Regions from separate parts of the Mus musculus genome. Here region 2 is linked to region 1. Evidence: chromatin loops called from intact Hi-C (ENCODE). Cell type or tissue: gastrocnemius. All regions are shown on one strand. Each heading gives the region's core, and the rest is flanking DNA. Links, peaks and the distances in the headings are about the cores only. Region 1 has its middle 3.7 kb from the start of Trpc4ap. Region 2 has its middle 9.9 kb from the start of Mmp24.

Region 1 (6,799 bases), core at 837-5,836:
AGGCCAGAGTTGACACTTGACACGTGTCCCCTTCCTTTTACAATTGACTTTAGCCAAGTCACTACACATTACCCCTAGCCCTCAGTCCATTCAATATTTAGGTCCTGGGAGCCAGACTAGTCAACTAATATTTTTATTACAATTAACAAATATGTGCTTTATGTAAATGAGACGTAAAGGACCATCAATGCTATTGCTTATTCGAAGAAAATGGCGAAAAATATTTCATTTACAGATAGATGTCAAAAAATAGTTCCTAAAGGCACCAGCTGTACTCCTCATACTGAATATATAGGTGAGGTGGAGGGCGAGGTGATAAGCAGAACAGCAGAGGGCCCTGTTAGGGGACGAGGGTTTCAGGGGACCACAGCTAATCCACACAAACAAATGTAGTTATTTATTTGGCAAACTGTATCCCCTATCAAATAGAATATTGCCCTCATTTTCCCCGCAAGTAGAACTGAATTCACTGGCTCCGACAAACCTCGGAAGCAGGGTGGTGCTGACTCTCCCCACTTTCTCTTCTAGGAGGCTATCTTGTAACAAAAATAAGTTGAGTGTGCCAAATTAGGATGCCATGAAGTTTGCTACTTGTAACTAAGGTGGCTATAATTTGTTGCCCAAACCAAAAGTCCTTAAAAAGTGAAATGATGTAATAAGTAACTTGCAGTGGAACAACAGCAGGCATTTGAGATCGCTGCCAAGGCAAACTAGACTGTGACTGACATCTGCATGCTACTTGCAAGGTGTGGCTCCCACTCGCTCCAGCAGATCACTGCCTGGTGACCTGGTTTAAGACAAAGAAAATAGGATAAGGAGAGATGAGTCAGTGGGTAGAAGCACTGGCTGCCAAAACTGACGACCTAAGTTGTTGGGTCCAATGAACCCATGTTGGTGAAAGGAGAAAATAATTCCTCCAAACTGCCCTCTAATCAATCTCTCTCTCCCTCTCCCTCTCCCTCTCCCTCTCCCTCTCCCTCTCCCTCTCCCTCTCCCTCTCCCTCTCCCTCTCCCTCTCCCTCTCCCTCTCTCTCTCTCTCACACACACACACTTTAAATGTAATTTTTTTTGTTGTTTTGGGGTTTTTTTGTTTTTGTTTTTCAAGACAGGGTTTCTCTGTGTAGCCCTGGCTGTCCTAGAACTCACTCTGTAGACCAGGCTGGCCTCGAACTCAGAAATCTGCCTGCCTCTGCCTCCCAAGTTCTGGGATTAAAGGAACGTGCTACCACTATTCGGCTTAAATGTAATTTTTTAAAAAAGATTTATTTATTATTATACATAAGTACACTGTAGCTGTCTTCAGACACACCAGAAGAGGGTGTCAGATCTTATTACGGATGGTTGTGAGCCACCATGTGTTTGCTGGGATTTGAACTCAGGACCTCTGGAAGAGCAGTCAGTGCTCTTACCTGCTGAGCCATCTCGCCAGCCCTAAATGTAATTTTTTTTAAAAGATTTATTTATTGATTATATGTAAGTACACTGTAGCTGTCTTCAGACACTCCAGAAGAGGGAGTCAGATCTTGTTACGGATGGTTGTGAGCCACCATGTGGTTGCTGGGATTTGAACTCCTGACTTTCGGAAGAGCAGTCGGGTACTCTTACCCACTGAGCCATCTCACCAGCCCCTAAATGTAATTTTTAAAGTTAAATTTTTTTATTGAAAGAGAGCAAGAAGAGGGAGGGTTTAGAGGGAGGAAAGGGAAGAAAAATGACATAATTACATAATACTCTCAAAAGTAAAAGAAATAATTTTTTAAAAAAGGAAAAAACTTTATAAAATAAAAGCCATAAAACTGCATTAAAAAAAAAAAAAAGCCGGTCAGTGGTGGCGCACCCTTTAATCCCAGCACTTGGGAGGCAGAGGCAGGCTGATCTCTGAGTTCGAGGCCAACCTGGTCTACAGAGTGAGTTCCAGGACAGCCAGGGCTACACAGAGTAATCTGTAATCCTGTCTCAAAAACAAAAACAAAAAACAAAAAACAAAACACAAAACAAAGAAAACAGAAAAACCTGCATTTTTCAGTGCAATTGTCCCATCATGAAATCTGAATGAACCAAATAAAACCCTGTGTGTTTGTGATTGTTGGAGAAGAATCAGAAACAGGAAGTTTATCCTGTGATAAAGGAGATTTTTTTTCCAACGGACAAAAAGCAAAAACCAAACCAAAACAAAACAAAACAAAAGAAATAGGTCTTTAACTTTACAGTTAAATCTAAAATTCATCTTAGAAATATAAATGTAACAAAATCAAAGTGTAGTTTTAAAACTGGGTTTAGGGACAGAGAAGTACACCGGCATAGATTCACACCCACAAAAATCCAAAATAAGTGGGTTTTGAAATATAAGTTATATGTGCACAGAGCTGTTAGAAGTACAAAGCATTAAAAGGCAGCAGTGAATGAAGACCATCTTTTACGATTTGGGGGGAGAAATGCCTTCTTAAGCATAAAGTCCAGAGCCATGACAGGAAGATTAATAAAACTGACCTCAACATTCTAAGCGAGACAGCATGAACAAGCATAGAAAGCGCACGGCATTCTGGGAAAGTTAGTTTAGGATGTATGAAGAGCTTTCTGTCCAGTCTGCCTCAAGTTCTCCACCCCAGGTAGTTGTCTGAGAGGCTAGGTTTCCCACCCCCTTCTTTCTGATCAAAGACTACTTCCCTGAGCACAGATAGAAAGCTTTGTCTCTTATGCTCCCCATACCTGTGTTCTCTACTTGACATATAACCCATTACTCTGTGCATCTCTCCAGTTGTTGTGATCTGTTTAGTACTTTGCCACACCCATCCCCAGTACCCAGATCAGTACCTGGAATAAAGTCAGCGATAACATTTGTTTTGATCTGATCAGTGGATCGATGAACAGATAAATACAGCCACTCCTACAAGATTGCTACAAGCCAAACCACACAATGGATAGAAGAGTTGGGGATAGCTGGTGAGATGACCCAGGGGGCAAAGGCACTTGCTGTCGAGTCTGAAGACCTGAGTTTCATTCCTGGGAACCAAATGGTGGAAGCAGAGAGCTCTTTCCTGAATGCTAACCTCTGACCTCCACACAAGTGCCATGACATTCCTTCCTATGAACATGCACACGCGTGTGCGTGCACACAGGGGGGGGGACAGGGGGAGAGAGAATAAATCAATGTTAGGAAATTAATAGCTGAGCAGGAATAGGCAATTCATAGGATAAAGATGCCAAATAAATATGGGGGAAGGGCCTTCTTAGTTCTCCCCAGAGTAGAATGCTGGAGACGAGAGGGCTAACCAAGATGCCTTTCCAGAGTGCAATTTTTCATCAATATGTAATGTGGACTTCTTTTGACTCAATAACACTCCTTTAGCGCTACAGCAAATTAGCATTCTCGTTAGTATAATTCTAGAAGACAGAGCAATTAGTCAAGAAAAAAAAAAGCAGCCAAGTTGGAAACAAAACCACACATAAGAGGCGGAGCAAGCAGCGCTGGAGAATGACAGCTCAGCTGTTAGAAGTGCACACCATTCCTGCCCAGAGCCTGAGTTCCTTCCCAGCACCTACACTGGGAGGAGGTTCACTCCAGCTCCAGGGGAACTTGATGCCCTCTTCTGGACTCTACCAGCATCTGCAATCACGTGAGCATACCCTGAACACACAAATACACTTAAAACTAATAAAAATAGCTCTTTTTAAAAAGCCTTACCCTTCACCTCGAGGTCAGTCTTTAGGGCGCCATAATACTAGGAAGTAAGGAGAAAGGTTTCCAGAAACCTGTGGGAAGGCTGAGTGCAATTTATCTGTTGCCTGTCAGCTTCTCCCAGCTGCTTCTCACCACCAGGGGGCGCAGCATCCTTCTGCCAAGTGGCCTGTTGATGCGGATCTGGGTCAACACTGAAAACAAAACAAAACAAATGGAAACTCTAGGCTTGACTAATTTTTTGCAGTAATCTCAGTGGTGCCACCGCATGCGATGCTGCCATTCCTAGAATATTACCGTCCTTAAATTAACTACCACGATCACCTCAATTACACGTACAGATTTTTCTAGGGCAATTTTTTTAAGAGTAATTTTTCTTTTAATCCTGGGGAAGTCATAATCAGAGAAAAATCACATTACTATATTCAGACCATAGTAATAACTGTCCGTGTAACTGTGCTTCATCTTGTGGTATCATTTTGGAGACTATTTTTCACATTTTGTTTCTAATATACAACCTCCCAATGATTAGAGCAACTGGAGGGAGAGGGGAGGTCTATTCTTTCCTTTCACCTGTGGGTTCTGGGTCTTGAACTCATGTCATGTCTGGCGGCAAGCGCCTTTGCCCATGGAGCCATCTCACTGGCCCAGTGACTTGTTGTTTTAAACATTTTCTATCGCCTATGGGCCAGGCGCTGTCACGGGGACTGGGGATGCTGTGCAAAGGAAACAAAAGTCCCTGCTCTCTTGCAACTTGCACTAGGTCTAAAGCCCGCCCTTTCCTGAGCACTTACCATTGGCCACCCACTTAACCCTCCTGCCCTTTCACTTTCTCTCCTCAGCGTTTTTGGGGAAAAAAATTCAAATTTACAGAAATGTTGAAAAATTATAGTCTGAGCACACATGTATCCTTCGCTTATACTTACCCATTATCGTCATTATGTTCTGGATGGATAGATAGATAGATAGATAGATAGATAGATAGATAGATAGATAGATAGATAGATAGATAGATAGATAGATAGATATCTCCCTATGTAGATGTACGATATGTAATACATGATATATATCTTCATATATACTCATAGGTAGATAAATACTTATGAAGAAAGTTCATTCTGCTAAGTCTCTTAATTTTCTGGAGGCTGGATTTGAGTTTGGGTATGCGCATGCCAAGGTTTGTGTGTGATGGTCAGGGGATGACTTGATTCTCTACTTCTCCATGTGAGTCCAGATTTGAGCTCGTTGTCGTCAGACTTGGCAGCAGGCTCCTTTACCCACTGAGCCATTGTGCTGACCCAAACCATTTTTTTTCTAAGCCATTTTAAAAAATTATAGATGCTATGAGATTTCACCTCAATATTTCAGTGTTTTTCTCTTCAGAACAAACACATGCTCCAATAAGCATGAAAGTATCAAGAAGGCCAAGCCAGAGCTACACAGTGAAATCCATTAAAAACAAAACAAAACAAAAAAATGAAAAACTAACCTGGTGAAGGGGATGCTGGAGACACTGGACTGGGTATAGGGTAAAAAGTCTGAGCTCACTATTGGGTTTTGAAGACTCACCAATCCTTGGATTTCTTCCAAGCTCAGGACTTGAAATCTCACCTATCCTCACACTAGAAAGCTACACACACACACACCTCTCACACACACATACACTCTCTCTGTCTCGCTCTCTCTGTCTTTCTCTCTTTGTCTCTGTCTGTCTGTCTGTCTGTCTGTCTGTCTCTCTCTCTCTCTCACACACACACACACCTCTCACACACACATACACTCTCTCTGTCTCGCTCTCTCTGTCTTTCTCTGTCTGTCTGTCTGTCTGTCTGTCTGTCTCTCTCTCTCTCTCTCTCTCTCACACACACACACACACACACACACACACACAAGAAACCCTATGTAAAGCTTGCCTCCACACAGTTCCCTGTGGCTTCTTGCCGGCCCAAACAGAGGCAGCCACCTTCCAGTGTCTTTCCCAATAAATCTCTTGTGTGAGGCTTGTTGTACAGAGTGACCTTGTGGTATTCCTTGGTCTTGACTGCCAAGATACATTTCCCTGCAGTGCTACAACACTTCTTTCTATTAGGGATACCTTTCCCCTCTGAGCACTTATACTAGGACTACATTAACGAAAGGTTAATGACCTAAAAGCCTTAGGTGGACTGGGAAACACCAGACAGGAAAATTGTTTTGGCTGATAGACATTTAGGAGATTCTGATAAGGACAGTCACATACTCTTGCTCGCGCCAGACTGGCCAACAAGAACGATGCTGCAACAGGATCCTTCTACACACATTTATTAGGAGAGCTTGCTTGCAGAGGCAAAGAGACCCCAAGTCCAGAACTGGTGCTGCTTATATAGGCCTAGGAGAGGCGTGTCTCACACCCGGATTGGTTGTGCTTGGGTTATGCTTACCACCTCATTTGTATGGCTACATCTGATTGGTTAACTTCTCTCTCATCTGATTGGTTAACTTGTCTCTCATCTGATTGGTTAATTTTGGTTAATTCTCAAAACCTCATCTTGGCAAAAAAAAACTTTACTGCCTATGTATGTGTGGTGGCCAGCAGAAGCCAGCGCCACCCTGCAACAGCACATGTGGCTTCCCACAACATACCAAACCCCACTGGGATCTGGCATTTTGAGGACACAGGGGGGACTGACCTACAGGTGGAATCTTCCATCCCCCAAAGCCCCTTTACACCCTATAAAGTCCCCGAGCTCCCTGCTCCACGTGCAGTCTCCACTCCCAAGGAGAGGCGGCTCTGATTTGAGGACAATATGCTTCTGCCAATCACTTTTTTTCCAGGTCCCCTCCATTGATCCCACCTAGCATTTGAGAACTACTGATTAATGGAAATATGAACTATATATGAAAATGCTCTCTCTTTTCCAATTTTCATTGCAGTTTCATACACATCTCTGATGATGTTTAGTTTCACCCTCTGTTCCTCCTCATCCCCCTATCTCTGGTGAAAACCTGCATCTTCCCCGGAAGTCCTCCTCCTATTTCCACGTCTTCTTTTTGTTTGGGATCCATTGAGATTAATTAGAGTTGCTCCCAAAAGTGTGCATGGGAGGTTACTTATAGGCACACAGGGAATATGTCAGTAC
Region 2 (6,799 bases), core at 1,032-6,031, 70 kb after region 1:
AATCAGTTTGGGGGACTTCGCTCATCCTGTAACGCTGTCATCCAGAGAATGGGGAATTCTGAGAAACAGAATTCAAAGTAAGTTTAATGTCATTTTCTGACACAGCCATTCAGTAACAGAACTGGCTGCTTCACGTGATTAAACATAGGAAATACTTCAAGTTCTGGCCTCTGGAAATGTGCTCCCACATATTTCTAGAGACAGTCATCCAGTTTACAAATCTTCTGTGTATTTAGTATCCTTCAAGAGTGAAACTAGGTGTTATAGTACAAACCCTATTGTCAGTTCTCACTCAGAAGGCAAAGACTCAGAGATCTATCTCTGCGAGTTCAAGGCCAGCTTGGTCTACATAGCAAGTTTCAGGCCAGGCTATACAATGAGACCCTATCTCAAAAAAGAAAGAAAAAGAAATATCCTTTCATTTCAAGTGTGTGCTATTTTATTTGATATCTTTCAATTTTGAAGAAAAACAAAAAACAAACAAAACAAAAAAAACAGTAAGCACATCTTTTTAAAAAGATGTTTTTCTCAAATAATGATCAATAATTTTTTAAAGAACAAAAATGAAAAAAAATCAATGGGGAAATTTTAAAAATTCCTAGAGCCAAATGAAAATGAAAGTACAGTTTAGCAGAATCGTTGGGGTCCAGTTAAGATCATTCTAGAAGGAGCACTCGAAGCCCTGAGTACATGCTTTCGTCAAACACCTGACTTGACCTCAAGTAGATAATAAGCTGATCCTACAGGGTCTCTGAAAATGACAACAAGTCAAACTCAAGAGCAGCAGACGGCAAGAAACAATGAAGTCCAGCACGCCAGCCATAAAATGGGGTGGGTGGGGGAAGAGCAGCTATAGAATTAATTGATCAAACAAAGAAAAATGAAACCTTTGCAGGAAAATGAAAATGTAGGTCTGGAGAGATGGCTCGTGGTTAAGAGCACTGAGTTCAAATCCCAGCAACCACTCACAACCATCCGTAATGAAATCTGACGCCCTCGTCCAGTGTGTCTGAAGACCGCTACAGTGTAATTACATATAACAATAAATAAATCTTTGAAAGAAAAAAAAAAGAAAAAGAAAACGTAAATCATTATGTTAAGTGGAATAGACCAGATTCTGTGCCCGCCCCCCTAGCCTTGAGTGGGCTGAATCAGACCTCATTTCTGCCACAGTCGGCTAGCCCCCCTAGCGTGGAGTCTTCCCACCTAGGTAAAGTCTATTGTGAACCCACCACCTGCTGAACAGCCTGAGCTTGCTTTCCTGACAAGATCCTGACGAAGCAATGAGATCCTGGCAAAGTGGGGGATGGGTCTCCCCCCTTTAAATTCAAGACCTTACAATTAAAGATTGAGCCTTGATCAGAAAACTTTGTCTTGCCTCGTTATTTCTCTCGCCATCTTTCCCATCCATCCCCAGCTTTCCTTTCAGGAACCCAGGAACCCGTGGCCACTGGTGGCTACAAGATTCAAAACTACAGATGCTTTGTGGTTCTCCCATGAGCAGAAGAAGCTAGATTTTAAGTGTGTGTGTATACTTGAGAGAGACAGACAGACAGACAGAGATACAGAGATACAGACAGAGAGAAAGAGAGACAGGGAGAGACAGAAAGACAGAGAAAGAGAGAGACAGAAAGACAGATACAGAGGGAAAGAGAGAGAGAGAGAGAACTTAAAAGGAGACCATGAGAGAAGTAAGGAGGAATCTTTAAGTGCCGGCAGGTTAGAGAGGTGGCTCAGTGGTTAAGAGCATCGTTCTTGCAGAGGACCAGGTTTTGGTTCCCAGCACACACATCATGTGTGCTGACATCTCTGTTACTCCAGTTTCAGAAGGTCAGACTCCCTCATTCAGCCACCACTAGCTCTGCTGCTCATGGCACACAGATGTACATGCAAGCAAAACACCCATGCACATAACATAAAGATAAATAAATCCTTACAGGGGTGGGGTGAGAGGGTATTGGAGTGCATGTGGCTTGGAGTGGGAGGAGGGGACAGTTGGAAGAGGAGGAAGTAGAGCAGGAGGAGCAAGGAAGGCAAAGGGGGAAGAGGAAGAAACCAGAGTAGAGGATAAAGACATGTGGGAAATGCCAGAGTCAAGCCCATCACTTTGTGTGCCAACTTTTAAAAATGGCCAAAAACTCCATTATGCCAAGTGAAAGAAGCCAAGTTTCAACGTTCTGCCTTGAGTCATTCCTTGACCTGCTGGGAAAGGCAGATCTGGTGAGGTTAGATAGGTGTGGCCAGGGCATAAGGGGGAGAGGGAGGCTTGAATTCAAATGACAGAGGACATTTTTGGAGAGTGAACGTCTCTACAATTTTATTGCGTGGCTACATGTTTCTAACGCTCTTCTCAGTATCCTACTGTGTTCCCCAAACAGAAACCTCACTGGGTATGAATTAACCAGCTGTCTCCCCGCATCACAAGGACGCAATCTCTCCAGGTGCCGCGGGCCGAGATATATTTTTCAGTATAATTTTGGGACTGGCTTCAACAGTGTTAGCTGCTCCTTCCCTCACCTTCCACGGGACCTGAAGTCTCATCTGGTGGCATTCATTCCATATACTCTGGTTACCCCTTCTCTATGGGGACGGTCCAGCTCCTGCTCCACTGGGGATGATGTGAAAATACAGTTCAGCACTTCAGTCAGGATGTCAGGTTAACTGTAATCATGGGCGGGTGGTGAGCAGGCCTCTGAGGGGCCAGGACCCAGCAAGGGGAAGGCGTGGTGGGAGGAGACCAGAGTGTCGCAGACAGGACGCTGGACACTGCCACAGAAGCGGGCGATGTTCAGGGAACAGGGAGGAACTTGTGACATGAACACACTGGGTTGACCTCACAGCTTGGCTCCAGGCTGGCTCTGGGCATGGGCCAGTCTCTTTCTCAGCTTTAATTTTCCACTCTTCCAGATCGGTGCAGTCCCTAGTCACAGCAGGCTCAGTCCTCAAACCCACGCCCTCCTAACTGACGCTACCGACACTGTCTTGTGCAGCATGACAGCCTCTTTAAAGCTATGTATCTCGATTGATTCAGGGGAAAGAGCATTAGACTCCCCCCCCCCCCCCACTCCCACAGAAGTAGAGAGACCCAGAAGGTTCCTTGATTTGTCTGAAAGTCACCTTTTGAGGACTGCGGCCTGGACCCCTTCCATTCCTTATGTTTTGCTGCCCCCTACTGGACACCCAATTGCAAACAACAGTTCTATAGTGGGCTTCTGTTTATTTATGTAAAAAGTATTCATTGATAACCTATAGTGTGCTAGAGACATTCAGACATGGTCTGAACCCATGGAAAAGATGAAACCACACAAATGATTACTTAATTACAGTTATATGATCTCTGTGAAGTACGAGATCTAGGGTACAAAATAGGGTGTGTGGCCTAGTCCAGAAGTTCAGGGAATCTTGCATAAAGTGGAATCCATAGGAAAAACTTACTGGCTGGCAATGGAGAAAGCTAAGGCCATATTAAGGGTGCTGCACAGGTCTCTAGGATGAGTATAGAAGAATCTGGAATGCGGTTGAGACCACTTAGGAGGAGATGAGATTTTGAGTGACAAGAACAGGAGCTTGGCTTGGTCTGCTGCAGTTGGGAAATTCCACGAGGAAGGAAAGCATAAGGCTAGGTGAGTGGCGGGGCTGAGGATGTAGTAGGTTGGGATCTACACTAGCACCCTTGGGGATAAAACTTTGGGGCTGTCATGTGTGCAGAGAGAGTGCAGGTAGTATTTTAACTGCAGTGATGGACGGACACATAGAATAGGAAGAGGGCTTCTAAGCATCCTGAGAAATCCCTGCAGTTACGGTGAAGAGATAGAACCAGTGAACGAAAACTCAAGGGAAGGCCCAGAGAGTTAAGGAGAATAAACAGCTTAAAAAACAACTCAAGGTAGACAAGATGGCCCAGCAACTGAAGGTGCTTGCTGCCAAACCTGAGGACCCAAGTTCAAGTCACATAGTGGGAGGAAAGAACTGACTCCCCACAAGTTGTGCTATGGTATGTTCCCATGCACAATTAAATAATTAGGTGGTTTTTTTTTTTTTTTTTGAGATGTAGAAGAGCCAAGGGAGTGAGTGTGACTTGGGTGAAAAGTTCAAGGGCAGCTCATCAAAGCAAGTCACAGGCAAGTTCTTCCTTCATAGGCCATGTGGAAAAAGTGGGTTTAAGGTGGCACTCAGGGTCTGAGCCAGTCTCATGGGCTGTGGCTTCTTCACTCACATGGGGCCCCACAGGGTTTAAATGTTCCACTTCTACCATTTTCAAATGCTTAGATTTGAACTCACTTTGTAGCCAATGATGACCATTCCCCTGATCCTCCTGCCCCCCTCCCTAATGCTGGGATTAACACACACACACATATGTGTATAAATATATGTGTGTGTCTGTGTATATATATATATATATATATATATATATATATATATATATATATATATGTATGTATGTATACATACATACATATATATAATGGTTTTTTGAGTAGCCCTGGCTGTACTGGAACTCACTCTGTAGACCAGGCTGGCCTCAAACTCAGAGATGAGATGCTCCCTCCTGCCTCTGGCTCCGGAGTGCTGGGATGAAAGGCATGCACCTCCATCACCCAGCTACAGGTTTATATTTTAACAAGAGGCTCTGAGTTCTCATTTTGCATTGGGCCTTGTAAATCATGTACCAGGTCCTGCATGGAGACAGATGCAAGGCAGAGACCCAGGCACGATGGCATCTGCCTGTCATCCCAGCACTCTGGAAGCTGAAGCAAGGGGATCACAAGTTTGAGATCCTGTTGCAAAAAAAAGTTCTATTTGTTTTTTTTTTAATTAATTGAGGATATATGTCTACACGAGATAGTCAAAGACCAGTCTGGGCTAACTGAAACCCTATTTCAAAAAGAAGAAAGAAGCAGGTGGTGGCACACGCCTTTAATCCCAGCACTTGGGAGGCAGAGGCAGGCAGATTTCGAGGCCAGTCTGGTCTACAGAGTGAGTTCCAGGACAGCCAGGGCTACACAGAGAAACCCTGTCTTGAGAAACAAAAACAAAAATGAGAGGGAGGAGGAGGAGGAGGAGGAGGAGGAGGAGGAGGAGGAGGAGGAGGAGGAGGAGGAGAGGAGAGAGAGAGAGAGAGAGAGAGAGAGAGAGAGAGAGAGAGAGAGAGAGGTGGGGGGAGGGAGGGAGGGAGAGAGAGAGAGAGAGATGCATGAAGTAAGGACATAGAACAGTCGACAGAGGGACTGGAGAGACAGGTCCACTAGCTGCTCTTCCAGAGGACTTGAGTTTGAGTCCCAGTACCCACATGGTGCTAACAGCCATCTTTAGCAATCTTTCCAGGGGATCTGACACACCCTCCTCTGGCCCCCTCAGGCACTGCACACACACATGAGCCACATGCATAAAATGAAGGCACATAAAATAAAAATAATTCGCTCTTTTTTTTTAAGTTGTCAGTGAAGGTTTTCCCTCTCAGTCAGAGGACTCTAGCTTGTGTCCAGTTAACAAAAACAAAACAAAACAAAACAAAACAAAACAAAACCAAAAACAAAAACAAAACCAAAAAAAGCAATAAGCTACATAGTAAGACTTTGTTTCACAAAACAAAAAAATATATATACTAATGCTACGTTAAAAAAATAATTTCCTAACTTACAAGTTACTTCTTCTTAAAGTGAGCACATAGTGTCCTACTGTGTGTGGCCTTTGATGATGGGCACATAGTGCCCCACTGTGTGTGGCCTTTGATGATGGGCACATAGTGCCCCACTTTGATGATGCTTGTCAGGGGGAAACATAAGCAGGAATTACCTCCAAACTAGTTGGGGCTAGCTTCAAAATCAGAGATGGGGGGAATAGAAGCTGGGGTTGGGGGTGGCTTTTCTGACCCTAGATATTTAACCCTTTCCTTTCCCCAAGCTTTTGTTCCCCATGTCCTGTCAATTAAAGTGTCACAGTCTGTTGTTACTGCTCACGTGGTCATGATTGCTGTGTGTTACATGGAAACTGAGTTTTAAAAATATTATCTGTTTATACAGCTTTGTTTCAAAGGCTCCTTTCTTTTGGTAAGTTTCTTTGTTTTCCTGGATTTCCCCAGTCCAGAATGACCTCAGAGGCCTCGGAAGTTCTGGGAGACCGATTCCTGAGCTGCGATGATTTGTTTGGTCTCACGCATGCTCAGTCTTAGCCTTTTCACCTGGAGACTGTCTCTCAACCTGCTTCTTTCTACAGAGCAACTGTGTACCCAACTTAGGGGTCGCAGCCTGTGTTCCAGCAAGCCAAGTTCAGACGCCCATAAAAACGCAGCTAATGCAGGCTAGTGTGGGAAGAAAGAAAAAAATGTCCATGGGATGAATAGTTTCAACAGTAGCCAGGACCCTCCAGTCTTTCCTCTCCATCCATGCTCCATTTGCTTTGGGGGGGGATTTGACACCCCAAATTATGCCTTTTAATCCCATCATGTTTGTCATATTGTTACCAGATTTAGGATCACAGCCTGTGCCCCAATATGCCAGATTTGGCTACCCGTCCTCAATAAGCCAACTAAAAAGGGCCAAATAGTAGAAAGGAGAAAAGGTGTTGTTCAATATGGCCACATTGGGAAAACAGGACGACTTGGCAGGGTGGGGCCCTGCTGGATTTCTGTGTCCTAAATCTCATGGAGGCCACATTCTCCTTCCCTCCCTCCCTCCTCCTCCCTCTCCCCTCCCTCTGCTTCTCCCTCTCCTTCTCCTTCTCCTTTCCTCTGTGTGTGTGTGTGTGTGTGTGTCTCCCACAATCAATTTGGTTGTTTTAATTGGCTCACTGAGGACAG

The links. Hi-C counts contacts between places; a loop is a spot of excess contacts. Peaks named below come from ENCODE experiments on the same cell type or tissue, not always from the same donor. Only the 100,000 strongest peaks of a DNase experiment are listed, where the experiment ranks them.
Region 2: it touches region 1 in a loop (7-fold over the local background); 23 of 42 quality-filtered maps call a loop at or near these places.

What each region holds. Positions count from the first base shown.
Region 1 is chr2:155,692,657-155,699,455 of GRCm38, forward strand. No RefSeq gene overlaps it. Among named protein-coding and RNA genes, the nearest start is that of Trpc4ap, 3.7 kb to the left of the region's middle. In gastrocnemius, for the core only: a CTCF peak has its summit at 3,785 (motif pointing right); a DNase peak (open chromatin) is centred at 3,823; H3K4me3 peaks cover 678 bases; H3K27ac peaks cover 1,064 bases.
Region 2 is chr2:155,762,046-155,768,844 of GRCm38, forward strand. No RefSeq gene overlaps it. Among named protein-coding and RNA genes, the nearest start is that of Mmp24, 9.9 kb to the right of the region's middle. In gastrocnemius, for the core only: a CTCF peak has its summit at 3,182 (motif pointing left); DNase peaks (open chromatin) are centred at 2,816 and 3,155.